Linked DNA regions of Homo sapiens: all the other regions are linked to region 3. The links are chromatin loops, found by intact Hi-C in ENCODE. Cell type or tissue: PC-9. All regions are shown on one strand. Links, peaks and the distances in the headings refer to the core of each region. The heading gives the core; the rest is flanking DNA.

What was found. Peaks named below come from ENCODE experiments on the same cell type or tissue, not always from the same donor. Only the 100,000 strongest peaks of a DNase experiment are listed, where the experiment ranks them.
Region 1: a loop joins it to region 3, with 4 times the contacts of the local background. A loop is called at or near these places in 4 of 110 quality-filtered maps.
Region 2: it touches region 3 in a loop (3-fold over the local background); 2 of 110 quality-filtered maps call a loop at or near these places.

Annotation. Positions count from the first base shown.
Region 1 is chr14:77,297,747-77,304,021 of GRCh38, reverse strand. It overlaps POMT2 (protein O-mannosyltransferase 2), which reads left to right. Exons shown (of 21, transcript NM_013382.7): 5 at 1,079-1,187; 6 at 2,773-2,932; 7 at 4,461-4,567; 8 at 5,251-5,333. Among named protein-coding and RNA genes, the nearest start is that of POMT2, 20 kb to the left of the region's middle. RefSeq lists enhancers at 23-522, 523-1,024 and a silencer at 2,771-2,830. In PC-9, for the core only: CTCF peaks have their summits at 688, 2,584 and 2,783 (motif pointing left); a DNase peak (open chromatin) is centred at 931; H3K4me3 peaks cover 185 bases; H3K27ac peaks cover 756 bases.
Region 2 is chr14:77,147,674-77,153,948 of GRCh38, reverse strand. No RefSeq gene overlaps it. Among named protein-coding and RNA genes, the nearest start is that of ZDHHC22, 9.0 kb to the right of the region's middle. In PC-9, for the core only: CTCF peaks have their summits at 1,592 (motif pointing left) and 2,437 (motif pointing right); a DNase peak (open chromatin) is centred at 1,578; H3K27me3 peaks cover 1,304 bases.
Region 3 is chr14:77,704,361-77,710,635 of GRCh38, reverse strand. ALKBH1 (alkB homolog 1, histone H2A dioxygenase) reads left to right here and starts at 2,613. Exons shown (of 6, transcript NM_006020.3): 1 at 2,613-2,814; 2 at 6,159-6,267. The coding sequence starts at 2,632. It overlaps SLIRP (SRA stem-loop interacting RNA binding protein), which reads right to left and starts at 2,533. Exons shown (of 4, transcript NM_031210.6): 1 at 2,428-2,533. The coding sequence starts at 2,524. RefSeq lists an enhancer at 2,650-2,979. In PC-9, for the core only: CTCF peaks have their summits at 2,904 and 3,103; DNase peaks (open chromatin) are centred at 2,575 and 3,085; H3K4me3 peaks cover 3,629 bases; H3K27ac peaks cover 1,674 bases.

The DNA.
Region 1 (6,275 bases), core at 633-5,632, 410 kb after region 3:
GCTTTTTCCTTGTATCTTGAATTTCCATCTTCAGTTATTCATTCATTTAGTCATTTATGTACTTTTCATTCAATAGTTATTTCTCAAGCACCTACCCAGCTCCCGGCCACTTTTCTTAGTCTGAGAGGATACACTGATGAGTCACTCTGGTCTCATTGAGCTTACCTCATCGTGGGGCAGACAGTAAATAAACAAGTAAATGAATAAGTCTGTCATGTGATGTCCTAAGCCACAAGTGCAGTGTAGAAAATAAAGCAGTGTAAGGGATGGAATAATGGAGATCAGTACTATTTTAGACAGGATAGTCAGGAAAGAGCTTCTGAGAGGGGAGCTTTGAGCAGAGACCTGAGTGAGACAAAGGATCAGGCCCTGCAGGGATCTGAGGGAAGAGCATTCAGGCAGAGGGAAGTGCATGTACTGTAGTTCTGGTGTGGACCTCTGTGGGTTCAAATCACAGTAAGAAGGCTGGCGTGGAAAGGGCAGAGTGAGTGAGGCAGAGGGTGTTGGGAGATGAGGTTAGATGGGTAGGGAGACCGCACAGACTCTGGCAGTTGTCATGAGAACTTTTTACTTTGAGTGAGGTTGGAAGACATTGGAGGGTTTAAGCAGGGGCATGACATAATGAGATTTAAGGATTTAAATTAAAAAACATCACTCTGCCATCTGTCTGGAGAATCGACCCCCAAGAGAGACTTCATGTAAAATGATAAGATTCTATCATAGGTGTAGATAGTTTGCGGTTACATGAGCAGAGTGGTAGGACTCCCTTTTTGATGGTGGAAATGAGGATGACACCTTGTCTCAGGGCTGGTCTGAGGGAGCGAATGACATGATCCTCTCTTGGGTTGAGGGCCTAGAGGCAGTGTGAGTTACTGCTTCTTGTCATTGGGCTTTGATGTCTCCCAGAGCTGTGGCCTTCTACCTCCCTGATGACTCAGTGTTGACTCTAGTCCTGACTGCACAAGTGCTTACACTCAATTAAGTGGCAAGAGGGACTGTTTCCTACTACTGGGGTGCTTGGTTTTCAGGGGGCCCTTCTCTTACCTCGCTTTTTCACCAGCGAGCTCATGTTTTTCAGACACGGGATGCCTCACTCTGTCCCAGTACATCCTCCTTGACCCCATCCTGATGTTCTTCATCATGGCTGCCATGCTGAGCATGGTCAAGTACAACTCTTGCGCCGACAGGTCAGAAACTCCATCCCCGGGAGGGGAGGGTTGGAAGCTGTGGCAACTCCAAAATTTCTGTAATGGCCAGGGCCAGGGCGGGTGCCCAGAGACTTGTCTTGAAGCTGATTTTAAGGCAAGCATACTTTTTGTTTGTTTTTTTAACTTAGATTGTCCATTTTAGATCATAAAAATAGATTTTAAAAAGTTTTCTACAGGTGATTTTATTTTTGCCATATTCAAGACCGAGAAAATGTCAGTTGTCTTTTTCAAGCGTATTATTATTATCATGTTTACAATGGAGTACAATTGGGTAGGGGTTTTGGGATATCATGGGGGGTCCTAATACTTTCCCCACCCACCTCTTGTAACCAGTGCTGGTTAGGAAATCCCGGGACAGGGCTGTCCTTCACATACTCTGTCCTAGAAGGGAGGGCACCAGGGTAGATGCTGCCTGGAAACTATCTCCCTTTCGTCAGTGGTTGCATCCAGTCCTGACCTAATGATGGGAATAGCATATGTAAAGGTTGGCTTGAATGGTCCATACCAGCCAAGAGGATCCTTCCAGGTCCTGGTCAGTTCTAAAGCTGACTTGGAGGGTCCGGTCTACTTGCAGAATAGTCTTTTCCAGATCATCCTTCTACTTCTGAGAAAGTAGAATAAGTCATTCATTCTATTCAAACCAGAAGAGTTGGCCCCTCGTAGGCTTTTCTGGAAGTTAACTTTGCACAGCCAGGCTCATTAAGCTCCATTGTGCTAATCAAACCTGATCAGTGACTCTCAGCCCACTCTGGCTTTGGTTGTTGTGCTTATGCCACATCCACTTCCATCTACCATTTCTTGAGTACATACTGTGTACCAGGTACTATGCGGGGAGCTGGAGGTACTGAGCTCTGTTGGGCTTGGCTGTTAAGGAATATTCACTCTGGCAGAGGAGGCAGCCAGAGAGCCAGAGAATCATAGTGTAGAGTACTAGGTGCTATACGAATAGCAAAATGGTTAAGAGCACTAACATTGACCCAATTGCCTGGGTTAAAACTGTGCCCCACTGCCTGCTAGCTGTATTACTCCACCTCTCTGTATCTTGATTTCCTCCTGTGCAAAAAGAGGACCTAGTGACAGGATCCTCTGTGTGCTGTAGTGACGGCTAGAAGAGTTAATATATGCATCGTACTTGGAATGATGCGTGACGCATACATAGTAAGCACTCGGTAAATGCTGCCTTCGACAAGGGCAGAGGTGACACAAAGGAGAGGGCTGCCTGAGTCCAGGGGCACCTAAGGATTCTCCTTTTACTCCTGCCTGACTGGTCACTTGTGAAGAAGGAGCCCCCACTTACCCTGAGCCCTGTACTTAGCCAGGAGCACTATGGACACTCTCCCCTGAAGAATACCCTGCGCCCTCAGACAGTGCTTTTCCTGCCGTTCCAGGGGTTTCACAGGCCGCCTCCTCCATGGAGCCACGCCATGGTCCCTTGAGGCTAAGAGCCCCCAAGACAGGGCACAGCACAGCCGCTCCAAGTCTGAGAACTGCCCTGTCCCCTGCTGCGCTTGCGTTTGGCTTTGGTTCCAGCTGCCAAATTGAACTCCGTCTTGTTGATTTTCAGGCCCTTCTCTGCCCCCTGGTGGTTCTGGCTCAGCCTGACTGGCGTTAGTCTTGCTGGTGCTTTAGGGGTCAAGTTTGTTGGCCTCTTTATCATCCTTCAAGTGGGGCTGAACACCATTGCAGACCTTTGGTACCTGTTCGGAGACCTCAGTCTTTCATTGGTGAGCACCCAAGGGTTTGCTGTGGAAATGTTTTTGCTCCCTGATGTTGCTGAGTAGGAGCTGGTGGCCTTCTCTGTCTCTACTGCAGGTGGCAGAGTGGCTGTGTTCTGGGTCCCAGGTGGGCTGGACCCCCCAACCTCCGCAGACAGCAGGACATCAGGGAGTGGGCCCGGCTGAGGACTGGATAGGGTTCAAGGGAGAGGATAGATTAACATTCTTGGAAGTCTCTTTTTGCATTTGTTTTATAATGTCTGTCTTTTTTTTTTTTTTGAGATAGAGTTTCACTCTGTTACCCAGGCTGGAGTGCAGTGGGCCGATCTTGGCTCACTGCAACTTCCGCCTCCTGGGTACGAGTGATTCTTTTGCCTCAGCCTCCCAAGTAGCTGGGATTACAGGCACATACCACCATGCCCAGCTAATTTTTGTAGTTTTAGTAGAGATGCGGTTCTACCATGTTGGCCAGATTGTTCTCAAACCCCTGACCTCAAGTGATCCGCCCGCCTTGGCCTCCCAAAGTGCGGGGATTACAGGCATGAGCCACCGAGCCCGGTCTGAACTCACAATTTTCATTTCCTGACCCACGGTCTCCATATTTGGAGGCCAGTAAGGGCCTTTACAGTTTATTATTTATTAAGGGCTGATTCTATGCCAGGCACTATGCGAAACGCTTTACCTTCATTATCTCATTTACCCCTCATAATAGTCCTATGAGGTAGGGAGTTATTACCCTGATTTTCAAATGAGGAAATCAAAACCTACAGAGGTAATGACTTCCCCGAGGCCATCGGGGAGTGAGAGGTGTATCTAGGAGTCACAACCAGGTTAGGTTGGCCCCAGGCCATCACTCTGCTGTGGTGCTGCTCCATCACCTCCAAACCAGCTCCTAACAAGTTTATTCATTCATTCATTCATTTATTCAGAAAATGTGTAAAGATCATCCAGCCACTGTGTGTGAGGTGCTGGAATATACAGATGAATATAATATGGTCCCCACCCTCTGTGGTCAATGGAGAGAGAGAAATAAGGAAGCAGGCAGTTACAGTCAGCCAGGAGTGCTGGGAGAGCACAGAAAAGGGCACTCGGCCAGTCCCAGGCAATCCAGGAAGGCCTCTGGAAGGAAGCCGCGAAGTTAAGATAAGGAGCCATTAGCCATGTGATGGGTTGGGCTGGGACAGTAGAGGAAGCACTGGGAAAGTTCAAGGAGGTTAGTGTACCTGGAACATGGAGCGGACTGGTGAGCAACTGTGTTGCAGATGCAGGTGCCTTGTCCTTGGCACAGTAACATCCTGGGGTTTTGGGTGTAGAGCCTGGAGAGGTAGCAGAGGGCTGGCCCATGTTTATCTTGTGTAGTGCTTGGGTGGTGGGTGTTACAGAAAGGCTTAGGGTTTCCACATATTCTTCTCTCTCCTCTTGGCCATTTTTTATGATTATGACTGATATATTAAAAGCTATATATAATGCATGCATAGTGCCTAAGGAATAATGAGGTCTCACATGCCTAGCACCCCACGCTGGCCTCTGTTTGCAGGTGACTGTGGGAAAACACCTGACTGCTCGTGTCCTGTGCCTCATAGTGCTGCCCCTGGCTCTCTATACAGCCACCTTTGCTGTTCACTTCATGGTGCTGAGTAAAAGGTACAGACAGAGCCTTTGCAGCATCTTGCTTCTGGTTTTCCTTTTGCTCCTAAGCCTGTGGAGGGGTCGGATGATTTTCTGGGTCTGTGGTTAAAATGATAGGTGAGGGACCCCAGGGGCTTTTTCCTGTTTCTTTCCTGCTATGTTCTATCCTTTGGGTATATGCTAAGGGCTCAGAAAGGCCAGCACCCTAACCTGAAGGAAGAAGCTATTTTCGTTATAGCCAAATTGTCCCTTATCTCTAAACAGAGTCCCCTGTACTTAGCAAGGATAGGCCACAATAAGATGTGCAGTAGGAGTGAGTGTAACAATAACAGTAACTCCGGCGGCAACAGCTCCCACTTAATGAGTAGCTACTGAGAATCAGGAACTGTGTTCCGCATTTTGTACACATTATCTCATTTAATCAGAATCACTTGTGACTTCTCTTGGTTTCTTTAAATCTCTAGTTTATAAATGAGGAACTAAGGCTAAACAAGGTTATCTTGCCCAAGGTCGCACAGCTAGTAAGTGGCTGAGTTGGGATTTGGACCCCAGTTTCTCCAACTCCATCACCCACCTCTGTCCCATGATCTGATTCTACTTTCCTTAAACTATCTGAGCAGAGCTCTTCCCAGCGCTCCTGGGAAATCACACTTTCACTCCTTTAACTTGACTCTCTTCTGCTCTTCCTCTCCCCACAGTGGCCCTGGTGACGGTTTCTTCAGTTCTGCCTTCCAGGCCCGGCTTTCAGGGAACAACCTGCACAATGCTTCCATCCCTGAACGTGAGTGTCTCTGGGCCATTACAAAGGTAGAAGGCAGAGGGGTGTCCTGGGAGTTGAATTGGAAAAGACAAATATGATGGCTTTGGGTTATTTTAGCCTGTGATGGCACGGTGGGAGAAAGACCCAGATAGATCTGGTGAAAATACTCGAGAGTGAATCAGGACAGAGGAGAGGAAGACATCCTGAGCAGCAAGCTCTCTGACCCTAAAGAATGACTTCTCCTTGGTGGCTCTCCAAGCCAGCTCTGTGGGAAGGTCACTCAGAGAGAATATGGTGACAGCACCAGGCCCTTCAGAGCCAGTTTTTGGTTTCCCGCACCGCTTTCTGAGTGTTGCATTCGTTCATCTATGACAGATGGTAGTGGAGCGCGTGCTCACCCTCCAGAGATGGAGCCTGGTGTAGAGGAGCTCCACACGGTGTGGCTGGAAGCGTTAAGTACGTAAAGAGGGAGCACAGCTCTGGGGATTGACAGGCGTGAAGGAGCATGGCTGCTGGGCGGTTAAGGGCATCAGAGGTTCGTGATGTGGGTTGCCTTGGAGTCAGGCCCTGGAAGAATGTGTGGCTTTCAACAGAGGAGAGGGCATCTCAGGCAGGAGGGATGACATGATCAAAGCTGAGGACAGAGTAAAACTTGAGGCACAGGTATATGCAGAAAACTACTGGAAGATAAATGTGAAAAGTTAGGTTGGGCCCAGACTATGAGGGTTTGAGGTGTCTGGATGAGGTATTTGACTTCCTAAAACAGGCCGTGGAGACCTAGTGGAGGTCTTTGAGCAGCCAGGAGGCCAGGAAGGCTGTGCTATAGGGAGATGACATGGGTGGGAGAGTCGAGGCTGGCTGGGGAGGGGACAGGATTGTAGGCAAGAGAAACCCTCTGGGAAGCTATTGCAGGAACCTGAGCTGGGTATGGTGGGGCAGCCACAGGGTAAGGCAAATGGGCAT
Region 2 (6,275 bases), core at 471-5,470, 560 kb after region 3:
AAATGATAGAAAAGGAGCCTGGGCCCTGATGTGATGAAGGACTTTGCCAGCCCTGGGCTAACACCTCCATCGTGAAGATGAAGACCACATCTGAGGGATGACCGAACAGGGAACTGGAAAGAGCCTGGGTCCCTCCTGGCACTGTAGAGTGGCCACATTAGCTCTGGAATGCCTGCCTCTGAACTTCATTTACATTAGAAGGAACTGCAGGTCTAGCTCATTTAAGCCACTGCTACTTTGGATTTCTTGTTTCTTCACAGCTGTGTCAAATTGTAAGTGAAATCCATAGCAAGTTTGTTCTAGGCTTCCCTGACCCATATGAGACAGGCAGAAAAGAGCCCAGCTGAGCTTCTCTTCTACAACTTGGAGTGAGCTGCAATGGTGGGGGCCAAGGATAGTGTCCAGTCATTAAATGTCCTAGGAACTAGGAAGGCAGGAACTGGGTAAGGTCTCTTTCTCCCCCGGGGTCCCAGAGGAATGGGATAAAGCCTAGCTTTATCAAGAAACAAGAAACAAGATGGCAACTACACTAACTTTTTGCCCCCATGGGACTGTAAGCAACTTGAGGCTAGAGATTAGTATAGACCCCAGCACATAGTAAATGCTTACTAGTATGTATTGACTGGCTAATGGATGAACTATACTAAGGAGCTTGGATCAGAGGCTGAAGAGGTCAAAGTAACCCCTTGGGATAGAGTAGCAGCGGAGAGCCAGGAGAGAGATCCCTTATGGGAAGGTGACTCGGGGGAGTGTTGTGACAAGGCAGCACCACGTGGTCTGTGGCACACCCTTCCCACAATAATGCAGCATATCCTCTCTGGGTAAGGAGGACACTCATGGATGCAGTGCTTTATAGCTAGCCATTCTTGGTCATGTTCAGAATAGCATTTGTTCCTTGCAACCCCAAGGGCAGGGATTATTACTGCACTCTTTTCAGAAAGGAAAAGTAGGGCCCAGAACTTTGAGGTCACTTGCATAAGACCATTCGAAAGAAATGCAGGAGCGGCTGGGCGTGGTGGCTCACACCTGTAATCCCAGCACTTTGGGAGGCCGAGGCGGGCGGATCACCTGAGGTCAGGAATTCAAGACCAGTCTGGCTAATATGGTGAAACCCCATTTCTACTAAAAATACAAAAAAATTAGTTGGGCGTGGTGGCATGTGCCTGTAATCCCAGCTACTCGGCTGAGGCAGGAGAATCACTTGAACTCAGGAGATGAAGGTTGCAATGCCGAGATTGCACCATTGCACTCCAGCTTGGGCAACAAGAGTGAAACTGTCTCAAAAAAAAAAAAATGCAGGAGCTGGGTCTTGAACCCAGGATTTCCCATTACAAACATCACCTTTGTTGGAATAAAGGATGCAGCTGGGGCTTTCTGGTGCTAATGCCACTCTCCTCTGAACTCCCCAGCCCAACTCTGAGACTCTGAGGCAATCGATGAAGGGGTGAGACAAGGGAGGGAAAGGGTGTCAGGCAACCTCTCAGCAGTTTGGAGGGCTGGTAGAGAGATGCACCCAGCACTGCAAATAGCCCAAACAGTATATTTGTACAGAAAAGGGGTGTCCTTAACTCAAGATACTTTACTGCCATCTACTGGAAAATTATTATAATAATTATCCAAATATACATGTGTGAAAATGAGGTCCCTGGAATTGTAAAGTGTAGAACCTGAACAACTGTACAAGGCAGCCCTAGATGCAACTTCTCTTGCCTGAAAGAATGAAAAAAGAGAGGACCCTTGCCACCAGGGTGGCTCAAATCCTGCCCTCTTCTTTCCCACCTGGGAGTACCTGGTTTACACAGAGGGTCTGTGGTAGTCTAGCTCCTGTAGTTTCACCATCTAGGGCCCTGTAGAATCTATTCATCCTTCCATCCACTCTATGAACATGCCCTGAGTGTGTCCTCTGGTTCAGGTCCTTATCTGCATTCCTGCCATTTCCTAGCTGCGAGCTCTTGGATATTTTCCTGAGCCACTGTCTCCTTTCATATAAGATAAAGGTATCTCTCCTGGCCATTTGAGACCTACATGAGACAATGTACAGCACAGAGCTGAGCCCACCGGGTGGTCACCTTCTTTTCCACCTTTAGGCCCTGGCTAGAAACTGTGCTGGCTGGGAGGGCGCAGGGATCCCTGATCCCAAGAGGGGCTGAACAGTTGGGGTCGTGGGGATTGGACCTTGCAGGTTTCATTTACCTGCAGGAATAGGGTTGCAGACTGTTGCTTGAACAGGCCCCTGGAGATTTCCATTAGGGCTAAAAGCAGGGCCGTCCAACCCTTTGAGTTTCAGTTTTCTCATCTATAAGATGAAGCCAGCCATATTTACTTTGAACCATAATTGAGGGGATTGAAATGCAGGAAGAAAAGGTCTACCACAATGCCAGAAACGAGGTAAACACAAAATAAATTATAGCTACAATTGCAATCGTGGGCTCCAGGGGGCGTCTGGGGCTGGCTGAAGGATGCCATTCTCTACCATCCAACTCCCAGCCTCTGTGGGGGATTGGAAAAGCAGGTCCCGGAGCTGGTGAGAAGGCAGGTTACAAGCCCCTCACTCCTTAAGTGGGAAGGAAGCTGGCACAAACTTTCTGGAGGATGGTTTGGCAATAGGGATCCTTTTGACCCAGCCATTCCACTTCTTGGAATTCAGCCAAGGAAATAATCACAGGGTCCCATAGAGTTGTTTGTGTTAGGACGTTCATTGCAATGTTGCTAATAATAGTGAGAAATTGGAAATAATCTAAAGTTAGAGATGCACTCAACACACATTTTGGCTGAACACCAGATGGTCAATTGTTACAATCCGTATTCAGCCGAAGCCCAAGCCAATGCCTTTGATAAAGGAGTACATCTAAAATTTTATCAGAGATTCTCTGTGATGACAGTTTCCTTATTGGTGCATTTCACTGTCAGTATTTAACAGTTTAATGTTATAGTGCAAGAACAACATTTTCTTAGTGCTAGCAGTAGCGAGATTGCTCCTGTATCATGTATTATGTAATGTTTGTGTTAATAAATTGGTGCTTACTTTTGACTGAATGGCAGAGGAGTGTGATGCCTCACTTGTTCTAATAATTTTTTCTTGGCCAGGCGCGGTGGCTCACGCCTGTAATTCCGGCACTCTGGGAGGCCGAGGTGGGTGGATCACCTGAAGGCAGGAGTTCAAGACCAGCCTGGGCAACATGGCGAAACCCCATCTCTACTAAAAATACAAAAAATTAGCTGGGCGTGGTGGTGGGCACCTATAGTCCCAGCTACTTGGGAGGCTGGGGCAAGAAAATCGCTTGAACCCGGGAGGCAAAGGTTGCAGTGAGCCGAGATCATGCCACTGCCCTCCAGCAGAGAGAGACTCCGTCTCAAATAATAATAACGATAATAGTTTTTCTTTTTTTCATATTCTTTATATTCCATACTGAGTTAAATATAATTTACCATAGATATTGTTATTAATATATGTGATTTTGGAGGTTTCCCTATTTATGAAATTATGAGGTTGGTTAAGCTGAGATTCTGTTTTTATTTTATCTTTATAAGATATAAAGAGTTACAAATAGGGCTTAAAAAAAGATTCATGGCTTACATAGAATAAAGTAACTAAAAATGGAATACAGTTTTAAAAGGTTATTTTGTTTAGTGCCATGAATATTAGTATCCCAAACAATTCTACACAGATTAGAACTCTGATATAATCTAATCCATATTATTCTCCTTCATATTATTATTTTAATTTTTTTGTTGTTGTTGCCTCAAAATGTATCTTTAAGCCAGATGTAGTGACTGAAGACTGTAATACCAGCTACTTGGGAGGCTGAGGCAGGAGGATTCCTTGAACCCAGGAGTTCTAGGCTTCAGTGAGCTATGATAGTGCCACTGTACTTTAGCCTAGGGGTGACAGAGTGAGACCCTGTCTCTAAAAAAATTTAAAAATGTTTTCAAGTCTTTAAAAAGTATCTTTTAAAAGTATCTAGCTGACATATTTTTCAAAATTTGTATTAGCTATGTGTTTCCTTCTAAATCTGAATACTTAAAAGCTCTCAATAATTATTTCCGTACATAAAAGGGACAATGTTTACAATCATAAATGATTACAGCATTTTACTCTTGCAATAATAAACGTACATTTATACATTGATAGAATTTCAACACATAGAGCACGAAAGAATATATTCATTACAATTTACACATAGAAGGTCATCCATATTTAAAAGTGTTTATCACAGTACATCCAAATGATATGCCTGTATAACAGGTTGTTACGCTTATTGCATGCAAAGTCCATGTAACACAGCCACAGGATCATGGATCATGCCCCAGTCTAGGAAACCCAGAAATGATGCTTAAGTCTGAACTTGGCAATTCAGCCTTTCAGGGGCCAAAGTTGAAGATGAAGCTCTAGAGCAAAATTTGATACTAAGATCAAAGCCAAATTTTGGTGCACCCCTATTAAATTGTGTCACTTCTGTAAGAGGGACATACTCGCTGTCCATTAAAAATTACGCCGGGGAAATGTATTTATCAACATGGAAGGATTGTCTTGTTAATGCTGAATTTTAAAAGCTGATTATAAAAGATAATGAAGATGTGAGCTCAAATTTGTAATTAAGGGGAAAAAAATTTGAGTAGATGAAAGATTGTGAGACACGTACAAGATGTTCATGATAATTAGCTCAGGGCTTAAGATGAAAAGATTTTGTTTTGCTTTTAATTTTAAAAAATTTTGTATTTTCTTACAAAACATATTACTCATATGGTTTTTAAGAGTAAAAAATATTTAAAGTGCATCTTTTCTGTCTCCCCTTCTCTTTCATCTTGGGCCAGATTTTGAGCTTATTGAAGCAGCCAGATGGCCTGGGACACTGATCATAGCCACCTCCAGCCCTCACCATCCATGTTCATCTGAGGGCCAAGGCTTTGGCAGGCTGCAGCTGCCTTTCCTGCACCTGTTCTGTGAGGAGAAGGAAACGTGCCAAGAGGAAGGCAAAGATCAGGTGGAGGGCAGAAAAGGGCAGCGAGCAATAGCCCCATTTGACCAATGACAAACTGGAATCTCAGAGGCTAGAAGTCCCAGAAAAATCCATCTTCAGTCTTGAGGCCCAGGGAATGGATAAATTGCATGTCTAAACTTTTTCACAGTAGAAGAAAAAGCTGCAAGTCATCCCCCAAATCCATTTCCCTCCTCTTCTTTCTCAATACAACTCACAAATCTTAGCTGGTTACATACTGACCAGTACTAGGTGTGGCCATGTGACCAAGTTCTGGCCAATGAGAGAGGTAAGTGCATGTAATGTGTGCGACTTCCAGGAAATGTCCTTAAAAAGTAGGGTCTGTGTAGGCCGGGTGCAGTGGCTCGCGCCTGTAATCCCAGCACTTTGGGAGGCCAAGGCAGGCGGATCACAAGGTCAGGTGTTCAAAACCAGCCTGACCAACATGGTGAAACGCCATCTCTATTAAAAATACAAAAATTAGCCAGGCATAGTGGCGTGTGCCTGTAATCCCTGCTACTCAGGAGGCTGAGGCAGGAGAATCGCTTAAACCTGGGAAGTGGAGGTTGCAGTGAGCCCAGATTGCATGACTGCACTCCAGCCTGGGTAACAGAATGAGACTCTGTCTCAAAAAAAAAAAAAAAAGGGGGGGGGGTGGTGGCGGGGATGTGGTTGGATGCAGTATCTGTGATACAAGCATTTTGGGAGGCTGAGGCAGGAGTATTGCTTGAGGCCAGGAGTTTGAGACCAGCCTGGGCAACATAGTGAGACCCCCCTCCCCCCGCATCTGCCCCACCCCGTCTCTAGAAGAAATTGAAAAAAAAATCAGCTGGGTGTGGTAGTGCACATCTGTAGTCCAGCTACTCTGGAGGCTGAGGCTGGAGGACTGCTTGAGCCCAGGAGGTTGAGGCTGCAGTGAGCTATGATCACACCATTGTACTCCAGCCTGGGTGACAGAGTGAGATCCTGTCTCAAAAAAAAAAAAAAAAAAAAAAAATGCTGGGCGTGGTGGCTTACGCCTGTAATCCCGGCGCTTTGGGAGGCCAAGGCAGTTGGATCACTTGAGGCCAGGAGTTCGAGACCAGCCTGGCCAACATGGTGAAACCCCGTCTCTACTAAAAATACAAAAATCAGCCAGGCATGGTGGCGCATGCCTGTATTCCCAGATACTTGGGAGGCTGAGGCAGGAAAATCACTTGAACTTGGGAGGCAGAGATTGCAGTGAGCATTGCAGTGAGCCGAGATCATGCCACTGCACTCCAGCCTGGGTGACACAGCAAGACTCTGTCTCAGGAA
Region 3 (6,275 bases), core at 682-5,681:
TGTTGAGTTGGCTGCAGTCTCCATCCTCAGCAAATATCGAGTGTTTTCATACCAGTTACTGTGCTATGTGGACTATGATCCCTGTGAGCAGATCACAATGAAGAAAAAGACAAATTACAATCCAGTGTGTTTCCCGGTATACTGAAGATTTCCAAATAAAATCCCAACTTACTGGTCTTTCACAATTTAGTAAAATGTGTTGAGTTGCCCTCACCTACCCTTCCTGCCTTATTTCCCACTGCTAGCCCCTAGTTACTCTCTAGTACAACTAATTGAATTATCTTTATCTGTCCTGCGGGTTACCCTCTTTGCATATGTTGTTCTCTCCCCTCCATATGTTGGTAATCCTATCTCCCCCTGGCTAACTTGTAACACTATAACTATCCTTCAAGACCCAAACCAAGTACATCCACTGAGTATTACTTTATTGGGCTCCTATCACAGTACAAGACAATGTACCAGCCCTGTGAGACTTCAAAGATTTAGAGTATATAATCTTAAAGACTAAAAACTACACGATCTGTTTCTCTTCTGAACTACAGTGCTTGTACTTCACTGATTTACTTTTTATAATATCTATTTAGTTCTCCTAGTTCACCAAAACCTCACTGGTTCAACAATTGCCTATATTTGTTCTAAGTCTCTTCATCCCCACCACTAATTGTAAGCTCCCTCAGCATATAAACCACTATGTTTACAGTGACCAATAAACAGCAGGGCCTCAATATTGGCTAAATGAATAAGTAAAAGTCCACTAATCCTTCCAACAATCCACAGAGACTAAATTTTGAAGGGCTCTAATGGTTAAGTCAAACCAACTGGCAAGATCAAGGTCTCACAGAATATGATACTGGAGAACAAAATAATGTTAAACATATGTTTTATACCAGATAATTAAAGTCCTAGAAGACACTGATTTCAAAACAAACCAGCTCTGGAAGGTAACCCTCTTCCTAAATTGCCTAAAATGGTGAAGGAAAAACAGCTGCAAGCACCAAGAACAATGCCTACCACAGAATAGATACTCAAATAAATATTTGCTGAATCAATGGAACAACAAAGAGAAACTGTTTCGAAGCTGTACATAATGCTGACTCTTTTTAAGGGTTTTAAACTAGCCCTTTATTGTCTGGAAACTTGCATCCGCAAGATGCTAATGAAACTCCTCAGCCTTTCCATAAAGTTTCACAGGGACTACGGGAGACTTTACTGGGCTTGGTCTTCACCAACCACATGTTTAAAACACGGGGCACAAACCAACCTATTTCCCATTCTACTACTCACATCTGAGCCACTAAAAACTTAGAAGAAACTAAATCTTGCTCCATTTTGTTTCCAGGGGTTGACCTGAAACATGAATATCTACAAAAAGAGTGACCACGAATGTTTACATGTTGGTAAGCAAATATAAAAACCTCATCTCAAAACTGCAGCTGACAAAAATTGAAGGTGGTGAAAGATTTCAGAACTAATTATTCCAACCTTTATCTGTAGACTAGGCCTCTCCCGTAAGTTTCAATTTTAGTTACCGTGAAAATAACTATCATTTGCTGAGTACTTACACTGTATCTAACACAAGTCTAAGAAGTTTGCATATAAACTCAATCCTCTCAACAATCCTATGAGTTGGGTATTATTGACTCCATTTTATCGATGAGTAAACTGAGGCCCAGTTGTGAGCCCTTTTCCCATACTAACTTCAGTTATTCAAGTGATAACAACGATTAAATGGCCAAGTTGGAATTCTAACCCCAACGGTCTAGCTTCGGAGTCCACTTCTCAGCCACAATGATATACAACCTTTGTCCAATTGCCTGACGGAAACCTCACAAGTTTCTCAAAGTCAACACATTCAAACTTTACTCATCTTCTCTTGGCCTGCTCCTAACTTCTAAACAAACAATTCACCAATGCTAAAAACCCAGAAATCATTTCTCCCTTTCCTTTATTCCGTACACTTCTCCCACTTAAGCCATCACGAAACGGCATCTAATTTGCTTTTAAAACATTAATGCATCTGACCACCATCCTTCTACCATCGCCCTAATTCAGGTCCTCACGTTTTAAGTAAATTAATGAAATTGCCTTTTAGCTCCTCTGCACGCCTACAATCTTGCCACCTTGAATCCATCCTCCACACTACAGTCAAAATTATCCCTTCTAAATTGTAAATCTTGGTTACCAAGTAATAAATCTTTACACCAAATCACTCCTAAAGGCAAGAGCCGGTGCATTCGTGACCCCAAAAGCTCAAGGGACATCCCTAAACGGTTAACTGCAAACAAAATTTCTTTCTGCTCACTTGCATGCTCAGGAGCAGTCTCCTAATTCAGCCACCACGCTGACTTAAGTACCCTGCAAAAAGCAGAAGCTTTGAGGATCACTTGGACCTAAAAATTCCACTACTCCCACATCTCCATCACTCACTCGACGCCGCAGTCCAAGGAATTCTTCTCACAAAAGCAACCGGCTGATTGATACTTCTACGCAGCGCCGCAGCACCTCTCGCTGCTGAGGCCGCCATCTTCAGACTAAAGCACCTTCTCGAGCCGAGGTCGCGGCCCCGGAAAAAATTTCCGGATCCGGAACACGAGAGAATCTGCTTCCGGATCAGAGGGTATAGGCCGCGAGATGGGGAAGATGGCAGCGGCCGTGGGCTCTGTGGCGACTCTGGCGACTGAGCCCGGGGAGGACGCCTTTCGGAAACTTTTCCGCTTCTACCGTCAGAGCCGGCCCGGGACCGCAGACCTGGAAGGGGTCATCGACTTCTCGGCGGCCCACGCAGCCCGTGGCAAGGGTCCTGGTGCCCAAAAGGTACAGAGAGAGGAGTGGCGCGCGTCTCTCCATCGCTTTGCCCCGCGTCTTGGAGGGACTTACGTGTCTTCTTCGCCTCTTTTCACCTCCAGACCGATTGTTATTGAACGATTCCTGACCTCCTTTGGCTGCAGAGTCGAACTCCCCACTAACCGTCACACTTAGCAATAAAGCGTTGAGATGCCTGTTTCTTTAGGCGGCCATTCCTGGCGGGGGCGCTCAGTCAAAAGAGCCTGGGAATCCGTGTTTATTTCTTACTGTAACTGTCTCCTCACATTTCTGTTTGGGTTTTTGTAAAACCCCATAGAACGTCTTTGTAGACGGTAGGGTAGACTTCTGCAGCTTAAAAAAAACCACTCCCGAGGAATCCCAGAACTGACAGGGATGCGGCGCTGTTTGTTAAGCCACTGTGCGTAAAACTAGTCCCTGTCTTCTCCTCTGGCTCTTTTAGAAGGAGGTCATTGAAGGATTCTGAGAATCCCTCCGTGTTGAAAATAAATGGCAAACAAGTATATATGGAATACAGGCACCGTTCTCTCTCTCAGCTTTTCCCCATGGAGATTAAGAAGGGGAACACAGTCCGGGAGCGGTGGCTCAAGCCTGTAATCCCGCACTTCGGAGGCCGAGGCGGGTGGATCGCTTGAACCCAGGGGTTCGAGACCAGCCTGGGGCATGGCAAGACCCCCGTTTCCGCCAAAAATACAAAAAATTAGCCAGTCTCATAACCTGTTCTCAAGTAAATAGATTTTTTAAAAATTATTTTTTTAAGGGAACATAACAGGCAAGAGGGAAAACGGGGAACCAAAACTGTAGTCCAATTTATATTTTCTTTCTTTACAATCCACTTTAACGTTGAGGATATGCAGTCCCTTAATTTGCTCTTGGTGTTGTCCACAGATGTCTAGATGAGGCATTCTTTCCAAGCTTCCTAACAGCTCTGATAAAATTGGGATGCTACAGTATTAAGTGTTAATGATTGCATACTTGAGCTCAGCTTTTCAGCACCTTCATTTGTTAGGGAAAAAAAGTGGTCTTAGAGTTGTCAAAATACAGAAAGTCCACACCCCAATAATAATATACTTTTTCTCTCCAGAGCGCTTCAGACTCTCATTCAGCTCCTTTTACCTACATTTTACCATAATATGTACATGCTTTTTAGAATGTCAGCCATCAGGGAATGAGCCATTATGTGTCTAGTACAGGACCTAAAACAGTACTAAGTACAGTATGTGTTGAGTACATGAAAGCTTGGGTGTTTAGTTCCTCAGCTCAAAGCAGATTAAAGTAGTAATTAAGAGAAGTTACTATTACAAGCCAGCTGATGAGACTGGTGGGGAAAGTGGTGGTTAACAGTCTGGCAAGGGAGGAAAGAGAAAACCTTTTATAAAAGCTCAGTGGTGTCGTTCAGTTTAGCATATGATAGAATAGGTCCACTAACATCACCTCTGAGAGTGTGTTGAATTATAGTGCAGTATTAAGTATGGCCTATTAAAGAAATCATGACAAAATGCTTAAAAGTGTTTTACCAGTGCCTAGGTACCTGGAAAACTCAGCTGATAGTACTGTCAGAGGGTTTCATATAGCCCTTTTATTATAGAGACTGGTTATACATCAGCAAACTTTTGGTATTTTGTCCAGGAATCTCCACACTTGGAGAAGTTGATAAGATAAAAGATCATTCTCTTTCAAAGAGAATGTTTCATATATATATATATGTGTGTGTGTATATATGTGTGTGTATATATAATATATATACTTTTTTTTACTGAGACAGCGTCTCACTGTGTCACCCAGGCTGAAGTGCAGTGGCGTGATCTTGGCTCACTGCAACCTCCATCTCCTAGGTTCAAATGATTCTTCTGCTTCAGCCTCCCAAGTAGCTGGGACTACAGGCACGCGCCACCATGCCTGGCTAATTTTTGTATTTTTAGTAGAGACGGGGTTTCGCCATGTTGGCCAGTCTGGACCCAAACTCCTGACCTCAGGTGATCTACCTGCCTTGGCTTCCCAAAGTGTTGGAATTACAGGTGTGAGCCACCGCTCGGCCTGTTTCATATATTTTAAGGCAAGGCAGACCCTAGGTTTACTATTCAGGGAAGAATAAAGGTTTTTTCCTTTAATGTTTTGACTTCAATGACTGCATAGTGGGTCTCTTAACCAATGTAATGAGCCATCCATTAGATACTCACATACAAAGAAAACTTCAGCCCCTGAAATACTAAATTCATTTCTAAGTAATTAACAGAAGCAGAAGTTGTAGCGTCAGTTGGACATTTCATCTAGAAGAGGGCAAACAGGATTTTTTAGCTTTTACTTTTAGCAGACAGGATTCCCAGTGTCTCACTGCAACATTTTTTCTGTCTGTTTACAGCACTCTCTTTTCATTCTCTTTTTTTTTTTTTTTTTTTTTCTTAGACGGAGTCTTGCTCTGTTCCTAGGCTGGAGTACAGTGGCACAATCTCAGCTCACTGCAACTTTCACCTCCCAGGTTGAAGCAATTCTGGTGCCCCAGCCTCTCGTAGCTGGGATTTCAGGCGCCCGCCACTACACCCAACTAATTTTTGTATTTTTAGTAGAGACGGGGTTTCACCATGTTGGCCAGGTTGGTCTCGGACTCCTGACCTCGTGATCCGCCTGCCTCAGCCTCCCAAAGTGCTGGGATTACAGGCGTGAGCCACTGCGACCGGCCTTCTCTTTTCATTTTCTCACCCTGTCCAGCTTGGTGTTCCTTATAGCTCTGTTTAAATACCAACTCTATACAAGTGTCTCAAAAGCATTACTGTTAGCCCTAACTGAAGTAAATAGCTTTGTGACTCAAGATATTTCAGTACACCAAGCACCTTTCATGATTCAGCCCCATAAGAAGTTGGAAAGGTATGATGTCATAGGAAAAAGTAGTTTTGAAAGCCAAAATTAGCCTGCTTAAGTTTTCTTATTACCATTTTGCCTTAATTTTGGGTGACTCTACTGTTACTATATAGATGAGAAACTGAGGCTCTAAGACATTAAATGACTCATCTAAAATGCCCAGATCAAGTAAGCAGTACAGCTAAGATTAACCCCAGAGTTAATACTCCTTGCTTTGGCCAGGCACAGTGGCATATACCTCTAATCCCATTGCTTTGGGAGGCCAACACAGGAGGATCACTTGAGTTCAGGAGCTTGAGGCTGCAGTGAACTATGATCATGCCTCTGCACTCGCCTGAGCAATAGAGCAAGGTTCTGTATCTTAAACAAGAATCCTAGCTTTGCCTCATACAAGAAATGTGTTTGGAGGTTTGAGGTTCCCGGGGTTGACCTGCAAAATAGATTTAGTCCTTTAACTTCTGTTTCCTTCCTGCCAGGTGATCAAATCTCAGCTAAATGTGTCTTCTGTCAGTGAGCAGAATGCATATAGAGCAGGTCTTCAGCCCGTCAGCAAGTGGCAAGCCTATGGACTCAAAGGCTATCCTGGTGAGTGT